2 separate regions of the Homo sapiens genome follow, and region 1 is linked to region 2. A link is an interaction called in ENCODE POLR2A ChIA-PET data of the cell type or tissue named here. Cell type or tissue: PC-9. All regions are shown on one strand.

The links. ChIA-PET counts read pairs that join two places held together with the same protein. Peaks named below come from ENCODE experiments on the same cell type or tissue, not always from the same donor. Only the 100,000 strongest peaks of a DNase experiment are listed, where the experiment ranks them.
Region 1: POLR2A ChIA-PET joins it to region 2 with 5 read pairs; 19 of 35 experiments call an interaction of 5 or more read pairs at or near these places.

What each region holds. Positions count from the first base shown.
Region 1 is chr9:63,815,861-63,820,860 of GRCh38, forward strand. LINC00537 (long intergenic non-protein coding RNA 537) reads left to right here. Exons shown (of 2, transcript NR_146626.1): 2 at 1,718-3,169. It overlaps MIR4477B (microRNA 4477b), which reads left to right and starts at 3,714; the gene lies at 3,714-3,794. It also overlaps the pseudogene DUX4L50. RefSeq lists enhancers at 1-187, 1,772-2,310, 2,311-2,847. In PC-9, no CTCF peak of the experiment used is centred here; a DNase peak (open chromatin) is centred at 2,091.
Region 2 is chr9:62,802,288-62,807,287 of GRCh38, forward strand. It overlaps LOC107987020, which reads right to left and starts at 73. Exons shown (of 1, transcript XM_047424300.1): 1 at 1-73. LINC01410 (long intergenic non-protein coding RNA 1410) reads left to right here. Exons shown (of 5, transcript NR_121647.1): 2 at 1,697-1,853. It also overlaps the pseudogene RNA5SP283. RefSeq lists an enhancer at 1-689 and a silencer at 64-293. In PC-9, no CTCF peak of the experiment used is centred here; no DNase peak of the experiment used is centred here; H3K4me3 peaks cover 1,222 bases.

The DNA.
Region 1 (5,000 bases), 1.0 Mb after region 2:
CCCTGTTCCAGCCCAGCCCAGGCACCCTCCACCCTACCCTGGCCAAAGGGGCCCCTGTCTACCAGATAGAGCCTCCCTCTCCAAGGCTCTGTTGCTCTCCCTCTCAAGCTCCCTCACCCTTTCCCTTTCCCTACTTCCCTCTCCACCTTGCTCTCTCTCTCTCTCTCTCAATCTCCCTGGTTCCTCTCTGTGTCTCTCTCCATCGCTGTTTCTCTCCTTCCGTTTCTATCTCTCATCCCTCTGTCCCTTGCTCTCCTTCAAGCTGTCTGTCTTTGTGTGTCTGTGTGTGTGCTTGTGTTCCCGCGTGTGCGCCCGTGTGTGTCTGTGTGTTTGGGAGTCGGTTTGCTAGTGACTGTGGTGGGGTGTGTCTGGATGTCCATCAGTACCTTTGTCCCAGGATCAGGCTGCCAACTCTATTGCCAACGCCTGGGTGTCACAGTTGCCGTGATAGTCTCACACACGCAGGTGTGTTCATCTCGTTCATTTTCACGTAGACAACGAGAGCGAAACCACAGAGAAAAGAAACATCCCGTGCATCACGGCCTGACAATGGATTCCTGTTTCCTGTACAATGTGGAGTCTCCAATATAGCCTGTTTGAAAACTGGAAAGGAGAGCACCGACACGATGCTGGTCTTCCACGCATTCCTGGAAGTTTCTGGGGCCCCACAGAGCTCGCGAAACAAACAGTCAACATGGTCACGCTTTCGGGGGGCAGAAACTTGAGCAACAGGCACCTTTACAGAGGGCAAAGAAACGTGGAATCCAGAATCACGCTTCAGTTGGCCTGGGTGTGACTCCTGTGTGGATGGGACTATCTGCCTCGAGCTCTGTTGCAGGGCTCAACGTGGGGATATGTCATCTGTGAACCATGTGGATGAAAAACAGACAACTACCTGAGTCTCGGCTCATTGCTCTCTGGGGAATTCGCTCATTCCTTCGGAAACGGAATTGGTCTGAATTGCTCCGGGATGAAGTAACCCAGGCTGGTGATCCAGAGGGCCGCTGAGCGCCCCGCCGGCCAACGGGGCTGTGGGCCCAGCACTCAGCCTGTACTGGGCACCCAACATATTCCCGGAGTTCTGGGTCCTGTTGGTTCTGGAGGCATAAGACATTTTTTGTCTCTGCCTTCTGTTCTCTGTTTCTTGCTCCTTTTGTCTCTCCGTCCATCCTTCCATCTGTTCTACCCTCCCTCCCCTGGCTTTTTCCTCCCTTTCTCCCTCCCTCCCTCTTTCTCTCCCTTCCGGGGTCCCTCCTTCCACCCATCCTTGCCTAGCTCCATCCTTCCATCTCACTCTGTCTCTGTTCCTGTCCTCATCTCTGCCTGCCTTCCCTCTTGCCTGGAAAGGGCAGCACCCTGGTTTGCGCGAGGTCTCGGGTCTTTATTTAGTTGTAAGGCGCTCTATGGTGCTGGCGAGGAGGCTGGCGGGACACGGGTTGGCAAGTGATGGTGAGCGAAGAGGCGGAGGAGTTGAGCCACAGAAAGGAGAACTGGCCTGGATTCTGCCCCGGCCCAGTGTTTCGCGGACTGAGGTCTCCGCCAACCCGATTGAAGAACGCGGGGGGGAAAGGGAGGAGAGCTCCGCCTGGGCTAGTTAGAAGACTAGGCTGCTGCCTGGAAACCCGCGCATGCGCAGTAGACAGCCCACCTCCCTGTACCTGGACCGGCCCTGGGATCCCCGGGATGCTCAGGAATGCTTTCTTTTCATTGTTGACAGCCCTACTCTGTGTGGAGTCTCTCGCTGGACCTGGAACTCAGGGATCCTAGGGAGGTCAGCTGGAAGGGAAGACACGCCTCTCCATACCAAGCCTGAGGTTCACTGCAAAAGAGAGGCCGCCGCCCTGCCCCCACCCTGCCCCCACCCTGCCCCAAACCCGCCCCAACCTGCTCCTCCAGCAGAGCCCTGTGTTCTTCCTGTCTGAGGAGTGGTTCCAGCAAAGCGGGCTCTTCCACGTCCTTCAGCTCCCCCAGTGGCGCCGGATCTAGGAAAGGTTGTGCCTTTTGCTGAAACTCTGGGGTTGACAGGAGCTCATCTAACAGGCTGGAGGTGAGTGCAGACGAGAGCCCCGGCTCCTGGAGCGGTTGGGAGGTGCCCGGTTGGCTGGCATCTGCGCTTGACGCGGAGGCCTCCGGGGTCACGAGCTCGGGAGGTGAAGGTGCCCCGTCTTCGGGTTCCCATGCCGCCCTGGCGACCTGGGGCTCCAGCCCCACCACGGACTCCGGTGGGACGTGGGTGGTGCAAGCACACCTTTCCCCTGTGACTCAGCTTGAGGGGCCCCAAGCTGTCCCACTGAGCACGCGCCCAGCAGGCCGTCGCGCTGTGGGTTCTGGTCTTCCTGTCATTTGTTGGGGTTCGGAGGCCACCAGGGAGTCTGAGGATGGGAGAGCCCCAGTTTCGGAGGGAGGGGCCAGGACAGTGAACACAAAGCCCCGCATGCTCGGGCAGGTTGGGAGAGTCCTTCTGCCTGTGCAGCCTGGCTGGGCTGGAGCAGGGGGATGACCCTTGCTTCCTGGCTCACGAAAGCCCCCTGTGGGAGAGCCCCAGGAGCGCAGGGCATGTGGGGTGCAGGAAGCGACGTTCCCCACGCCCCGGTGTAGGTGAACCCGATAGAGGAGGGAGGAGGGTGACACCCACCAGGGGTGCTAATTAGTAACCACAGTGGCCTCAAAGAACTCAAATGAAAGGAAGACTTGCAAGTCTCTCACTTTAAGTCCAGAGCTAGAAATGATTAAGCTTAGTGAAGATGTAGAATTTTCATAGCTAGAGAGAAGTCAACACTTGGCTTCAGAACTTCAAAGGATGGGCTGACTCTCTTTGAGGACCACTGCAGCTGGTGACTTTAGGTTACAGCCAGTGCTCATTGACCACTCTGAAAATCTCAGGGCCCTTAAGAATTATGCAAAATCTATTCTTTCTGTGCTCTAGAAATGGAACATCACTGTCTGGGTGACAGCACATCTGTTAATAGCATGGTTTACTGAATATTTTAATCCCACTATTGAGACCTACTGCTCAGAAAAAAAAAAAAAACGATTCTTTTAAAAAGATTGTTGGTTGGCCAGGCATAGTGGCTCATACTTGTAATCCCTGCACTTTGGGAGGCTGAGGATCACCTGAGGTCAGGAGTTCAAGACCAGCCTGGCCAAAATGATGAAACCCCATCTCTAATAAAAATACAAAAAAAATTAGCCAGGCATGGTGGTAGTACCTGTAATTTCAGCTACTCGGGAGGCTGAGGCAGAAGAATGGCTTGAACCCTGGAGGCAGAGGTTGCAGTGAGCCGAGACCGCACCACTGTACTCCAGCCTGGGCAACAAGAGTGAAACTACGTCAAAAAAAAAAAAAAAAAAAAAAAAAAAAAAAAAAAAAAAGAAAAAGAAAAGAAAGAAAAGAAAGAAAAAGAAAAAATCAAAGGAAAGAAAAGGAAAAAAGAAAAAAAGATTGCTGCTTATTGACAATTCACCTAGCTCCCCAGAAGCTTAGATGGAGATGTACTTGGAAATTAATGTTATTTTCATGGCTGCTAGTACAATATTTACCTTCAGCCTGTGGATCAAGGAGTGGTTTTGACTTTCAAGTGTTTTTATTAATTAATAATTGCATTTTGTAAAGGTATAGCTGTCATAGATAGTGATTTCTTTGATGAATCTGGATAAACTGAATTGAAAACCTTTTGGAAAGGATTCACCATTAATCCTTTCATGATATTTGAACCTCCTCCCGTGAATCACAAATGTCCTTAATAGCAATCCTTAAATGCCATTAAGGACATTTGTGATTGATGGGAGGAGGATGAAATATTAACATTAACAGGAGTTTGGAAGAAGTTGATTCCAGCCCTCATGGATGACTTTGAGGGCTCAGGATGTCAGTGGAGGAAGTCCCTGCAGATGTGGTAGAAATCACAAGACAACTAGAATTAGAATTAGGGCCTTAAGGTGAGATGAAATTGCTGTAAACTCATGATGAAACTTGAACAAATAGGGAGTTGCTTCTTATGGACGAGCAAAGAAAATATTTTCTTGAGATGGAATATAATCCAGGTGGAGATGCTATCAACATTGTTGAAATGACAACAAAGGATTTAGAATATTCCATAAACCTAGTTGATAAAGCAGCAGCAGGGTTTGAGAGGGTTTACTCCAATTTTGAAAGAAGTTCTACTGTTGATAAAATGCTGTCAAACAGCATCACATGCTACAGGGAAATCTTTTGTGAAAGGAACAAACTTCATTGTTTTAAAAAATTGACACAGGTTTCCAACCTTCAGCAGCCCCCACGCTGATTAGCCAGCAGTCATCAATATAGAGGCAAGACTCTCACCAGCAAAAAGATTATGACGTGGTAAGTCTCAGATATTCATTAGCATTTTTTAGCTCTGACGTATTTTAACTTAAGGTATGTACACAGTTTTTTAGACATGCTATTAATTAATAACTAATAATTATTAAATACTCATTAGACTACAATATAGTTTAAGCATAACTTTTATAAGCACCGGGAAATAAAATGTTTATGCAACTAACTTGATTGTAACATTTGCCTTATTGAAGTGTTCTGGAACAAAACTTACACTATCTCTGAGGTGTGCTTGTAGGTTTTTGTTTGTAACATTTGCCTTACTGCAGTTGTCTGGAACCAAACCCACAATATCTCTGAGTATGCTTCTAGGTTTTTGGTTGTTCTTTGTTTTGAGATGGGGTTTCGCTCTGTCGCCTAGGCCAGAGTGCAGTGGCATGATCATAGCTCACTGCAGCCTCAAACTGCTGGGTCAAGTGATTTTTCTACCACAGCCTCCTGAGTAGCTTGGACTACAGGCATGCAGCACTATGCCTAGCTATTTTTTTTTAAATACTTTTTTTGTAGAGACGGGATCTCACTATGTTGCCCACCTGGTCTTGAACTCTGGGGCTCAGGCAATCCAGCCACTTCAGCCTCCCAAAATGCAGACATTACAGGCTTGAGCAACTGCACCCAGCTTGTCTGCAGTTCTTAAAAC
Region 2 (5,000 bases):
AGGGGGAAAGAAGGAGGGAGCGGGAAGCCAAAAGCCTACGGTACCGCTATTACCAGGCGGAATCCCATCCAAGTACTAACCAGTCCCGACCCTGCTTAGCTTCAACAGATCAGAGGCGAGCCGGGCGCGTTCAGGGTGGTGTGGCCTAGACGCCAGCAGCGGCGCCTGGCTGCCCCAAGAGCCCGGCCCAGCCAAGCCCGCATGACTCCAGGCGTCATCGCCACCCCGGGGCCGCGGGTCTCGGATCCAGGACCCCCAGAGGCGCTCGCCCGTGCCCCCGGGCAGCTGTCTCCCTCTACACCCGAGGACCGCCGGCCTCCCAGAGAGTCCCGCCGTCTCCGGCGGCCAGGCCTGGCTCAGGACCAATGTGGCACCGCCCTGCTGTTGTTGGGGGGCGCCGCCGGAGGCCTCTGTCCCCTGCGCAGGCTTCCGGCTCTAGGGGCGGCCTCCTTTCCGCCCACGCTCCAGTCCTTCCGGGAGCTCCGGAGCTCCGGGGCTTCCACCACATCTGCCGGCTCAGGACGGGTCGTGCTCATCCCTTAACTTTTTAACTTTTTGTTGTTTCTATTTATATTTTATTGTGCTATGTCTTGAAATGTTGTTGTAGCTATTACTTTTGATTGGATATTACTTAGTATTCCTACTTTAAATAAGAGTAGTTTGCACACCACACAGCTATAGTGTTATAATATTCTGTTTTGTTTTGTATCCTATTAGCAGTGAGGATTTTTTTTTACCTTTAGGTGATCATTTATTACTCATTAATGTCCTTTTCTTCCTGATTGAAGTACTCCCTTTAGCATTCCTTTAGGACAGGTATGGTATTCATAAAATACTTCAGCTTTTGTTTGTCTGAAAAAGTCAGTATTCTTTTTTTTTGAAGAACATTTTCACTGTATATTCTATTCTAAGGTAAAAGTTTCTTTCCTTTAGTACTTTAAATATTTATTGCTTCTCTCTCCCGGCCAGTAGAGTTTCCACTGTAAAGTCTGCTGCCAGACATGTTGGAGCTCCCCAGTAGGTTATTTGTTTCTTTTCTCTTTCTTGCTTAAGAACTTTTATCTTTGACTTTTGGAAGACTATTGAATGCTTCGAAGTAGTGTTTTTTGGGTTAAATCTGCTTAATGTTCTATAACATTTTTGTAGTTGGATATGGATGTCTTTCTCTAGGTTTGGAAAGTTCTCTGTTATTATCCCTTTGAATAAATTTTTCTACCCCTGCCTCTTTCTCTACATCTTCTTTAAAACCAATAACTCTTAGATCTGTCTTTGTGAGGCTATTTTCTAGATCCTCCCCTGCCTCTTTCTTTACATCTTCTTTAAAACAAATAACTCTTAGATCTGTCTTTGTGAGGCTATTTTCTAGATCCTGTCGGCATGATTTGTTGTTTTTATTCTTTTTCTTTTGTCTCTTCTATGTATTTTCAAAGAGCCTGTCTTCAAGCTCACTATTTCTTCTGCTTGATCCATTCTGCTATTACATGGCTCTAATGCATTCTTCAGCATGCCAATTGCATTTTTCAGCTCAGAATGTCTGCTTAATTTACTGTAACTATTTCAATCTCTTTGTTGAGTTTAGCTGATAAAATTTGGAATTTCCTTACTTTGTTATCTTAAATTTCTTTCAGTTTTTTTTTTTTAAATACAGCTATTTTGAATTCTCTGTCTGAAACATCACATATCTCTTTTTCTCCAGGATTTGTCCCCAGTGCCTTATTTAGTTCACTTGGTGAGGTCATGTTTTCCTGGATGGTGTTGATGCTAGTAGATGTTCTTCAGTGTCTGGACATTAAAATCTTGGGCATGCAGCACCATATGAGAAGTTTAAAAAATAAAATTTAAAGAGAGAAAAGGTGAGTATTTATTGTAGTCTTCACTGTCTGGGATTATTTGTAGCTATCTTTCTTGGGAAGGCTTTTCACATATTTGAAAAGAGTTGGGTGTTGTGATCTAAGCCATATCTGCTTTATGGAGCACCTTATACCCAATAATGCTGTAATTCTTCCAGACTCAGAGAAGTACCACCTTGACAGCCTTCAACAAGATCCAGGAGAATTTTCTGGATTACTAGCCACAGACTCTTTCCCTACCCTTATTTTCTCTCAAAGATACAGAGTCTTTCTCTCTGTTCTAAGCCACCTAAAGCTGGGAGAAGAAAGACACAAGCACCTCTGGCCACCACCACTATGACTGCCCTGGATCAGACCTGAAGCTAGCACAGCACAGGTCTTGCTCAAGTCCTGCTGCATGCAATTTCTGACGACTCCCTATGTTCACTCAAGGCCTTTGGTCTCTACAATTAGCAGGTGGCAAAGCCAGACAGGCCTGTGTTCTTTCCTTTAGGGCAGTGAGATCCCTCAGTCCCTGGCTGGGTCCAGAAGTGCTATTCAGAAGTCAGGGCTTTGGCCACTTTTTAATAGGGTTTTTTGTTTTTCTCTTGTAAATTTAAGTTCCTCATATTGAATATTAGATCTTTGTCAGATACATAGTTTGTAAATATTTTTTCCTCATTCTATAGGTTGTTCACTCTATTGATAATTTCTTTTGCTGAGCAGAAGCTTTTAAGTTTAATTAGATCCCACTTGTCAATAGTTGTATTTGTTGTTTTTGGTGTCTTTATCATGAAATCTTTGCCTCTTTCTATGTCCAGGATGGTATTGTCTAGGTTGTCTTCCAGAGCTTTTATAGTTTTGGGTTTTACATTTAAGTATTTAATCCACCTTGAGTTGATTTTTGTATATGGTATAAGGAAGAAGTCCAACTTCAATCTTCTGCATATGGCTAGCCAGTTATCCCAGCACCATTTATTGAATAGGGAATCTTTTCCCCATTGATTGTTTTTGCCAGCTTTGTGAAAGATTACCTAGTTGTAGGTATGTGGTCTTACTTCTAACCTCTCTATTCTGTTCCACTGGTGTATGTGTCTGTTTTTGTACTAGTACCATGCTGTTTTGGTTACTATGGTGCTGTAGGTTAGTTTGAAGTCGGGTAATGTGATGCCTCAAGCTTTGTTCTTTTTGCTTAGGATTGCCTTGGCTACTTAGGTTCTTTCTTGGTTCTATATGAATTTTTAAATAGCTTTTTTCTACTTCTGTGAAGCATGTCATTGGTAGTTTAATAGGAATAGCTTTGGACAGTACAACCATTTAAATGATATTAATTCTTTCTCTCCATTAAGATGGAATGATTTTTCATTTATTTGTGTCTTCTCTGACTTCTTTGAGCAGTGTTTTGTAATTTTCATTGTAGAGATTTTTCACCTCCCTGGTTAGCTGTATTTGTATGTACTTTATTCTTTTTGTGGAAATTGTGAATAAAATTGCCTCTCTGATTTGGCTCTTAGTTTGGCTCTTCTTGGTGTATAGGAATGCTAGCAAATTTCGTACATTGATTTTGTGTCCTGAAACTTTGTGGAAGTTGTTTATCAGCTTAAGGAGTTTTGGGTCACAACTATAGGGTTTAGATACAGAATTATGTTGTCTGCAAACAGAGGTAGTTGGACTTCTCTTTCTATTTAAATACGCTTTATTTCTTTCTCTTGTCTGATTGCTCCAGAAAGGACTTCTAATACTATGTTGAATAGGAGTGGTGAGAGAGGGCATGCTTGTCTTGTGCGGGTTTCAAGGAGGATGCTTCAAGATTTTGCCCATTTAGTATAATGTTGGCTGTGAGTTTGTCATAGGTGGCCTTTATTATTTTGAGGTATGTTCCTTTGATACCTCATTTATTGAGAATTTTTAACTTGAAGCTTTGTTGAATTTTACTGAAAGTCTTTTCTGCATCTGTTGAGACAATCACGTGGTTATTATCTTTAGTTTTATTTATGTTATGAATCACATTTTATTGATTTGCCCATGATGGACCACCCTTCTATTCCAGGGAAGAAGCTTATTTCACTATGGTGAATTAGCCTTTTGATGTGTTGCTAGATTCAGTTTGCAAGTATTTTGTTGTGGATCATTGAATGGATGTTCATCAAGGATACTGGCCTGAAGTTTTCTTTTTTTGTTTTGTCACTGCCAGGCTTTGGTATCAGGATGATTCTGGCCTCATAGAACAAGATGGGGAAGAGTCCCTCCTCCTCTATTTCTTGAAATAGTTTCAGTAGGACTGGTACTGGCTCTTCTTTGTACATCTGTTAAAATTTGTTAATCTATCAGGTCCTGGGCTTTTTGGGGGTTGGTAGGCTATTTATTACGGATTCAATTTTTGGAGCTCATAATTGGTCTGCTCAGAGACTGAATTTCTTCCTGGTTCAGTCTTGAGAGAGTATATGTGTCCAGGAATTTATTAATCTCTTCTAGGGTTTCTAGTTTGTGTGTATAGAGGTGCTCGTAGTAGTTACTGGTTGTTATTTTTTTTTCTCTGGGGTCAGTGGTAACATTCCCTTCATCATTTCTAATTTTCTTTATTTGAATCTTCTCTCATCTTCTTTATTAATCTAGCTAGTGCCCTATCTTAGTAATTTTTTCAAAAAACCTTGATTAAGTGATCTTTTGAACAGTTTTTCATGTCTCAATTTCTTTCAATTCAGCTCTGATTTTAGTTATTTCTTGTCTTCTATAAGCTTTGTGGTTGAGTTCTCCTTGCTTCTCTAATTCTTTCAGTTGTGATGTTAGGTTGTTAATTTGAGATATTTCTAATTTTTTGATATGGGCATTACTTCTTATGCCCTACTCTAAATTTTGTTCTTCTAGAAAACTCAGAACTATGCTTTCTAAACCAATTCAAACTTTCTCAGTGAATCAACCTGGACTCCCTGAGGCCAAGTTAGCAATTTTCCATTACACTTGGTTCTCTTTCTCTGTAAGAATATCTAATGCAACAATTCAAGTGTTTCTTTCCCTCCTGGTAATGCGGGGAACTCCTTTTGGCTGAGACCAAGACTTAAAACCTTGTTCTTTCAACATTAATGAAGATCTATTTAGAAAGCCTCCATTTTTGCAGAAAAGATATATAAACACCAATGAAAATCAATATGAAATTATATGACATACAAT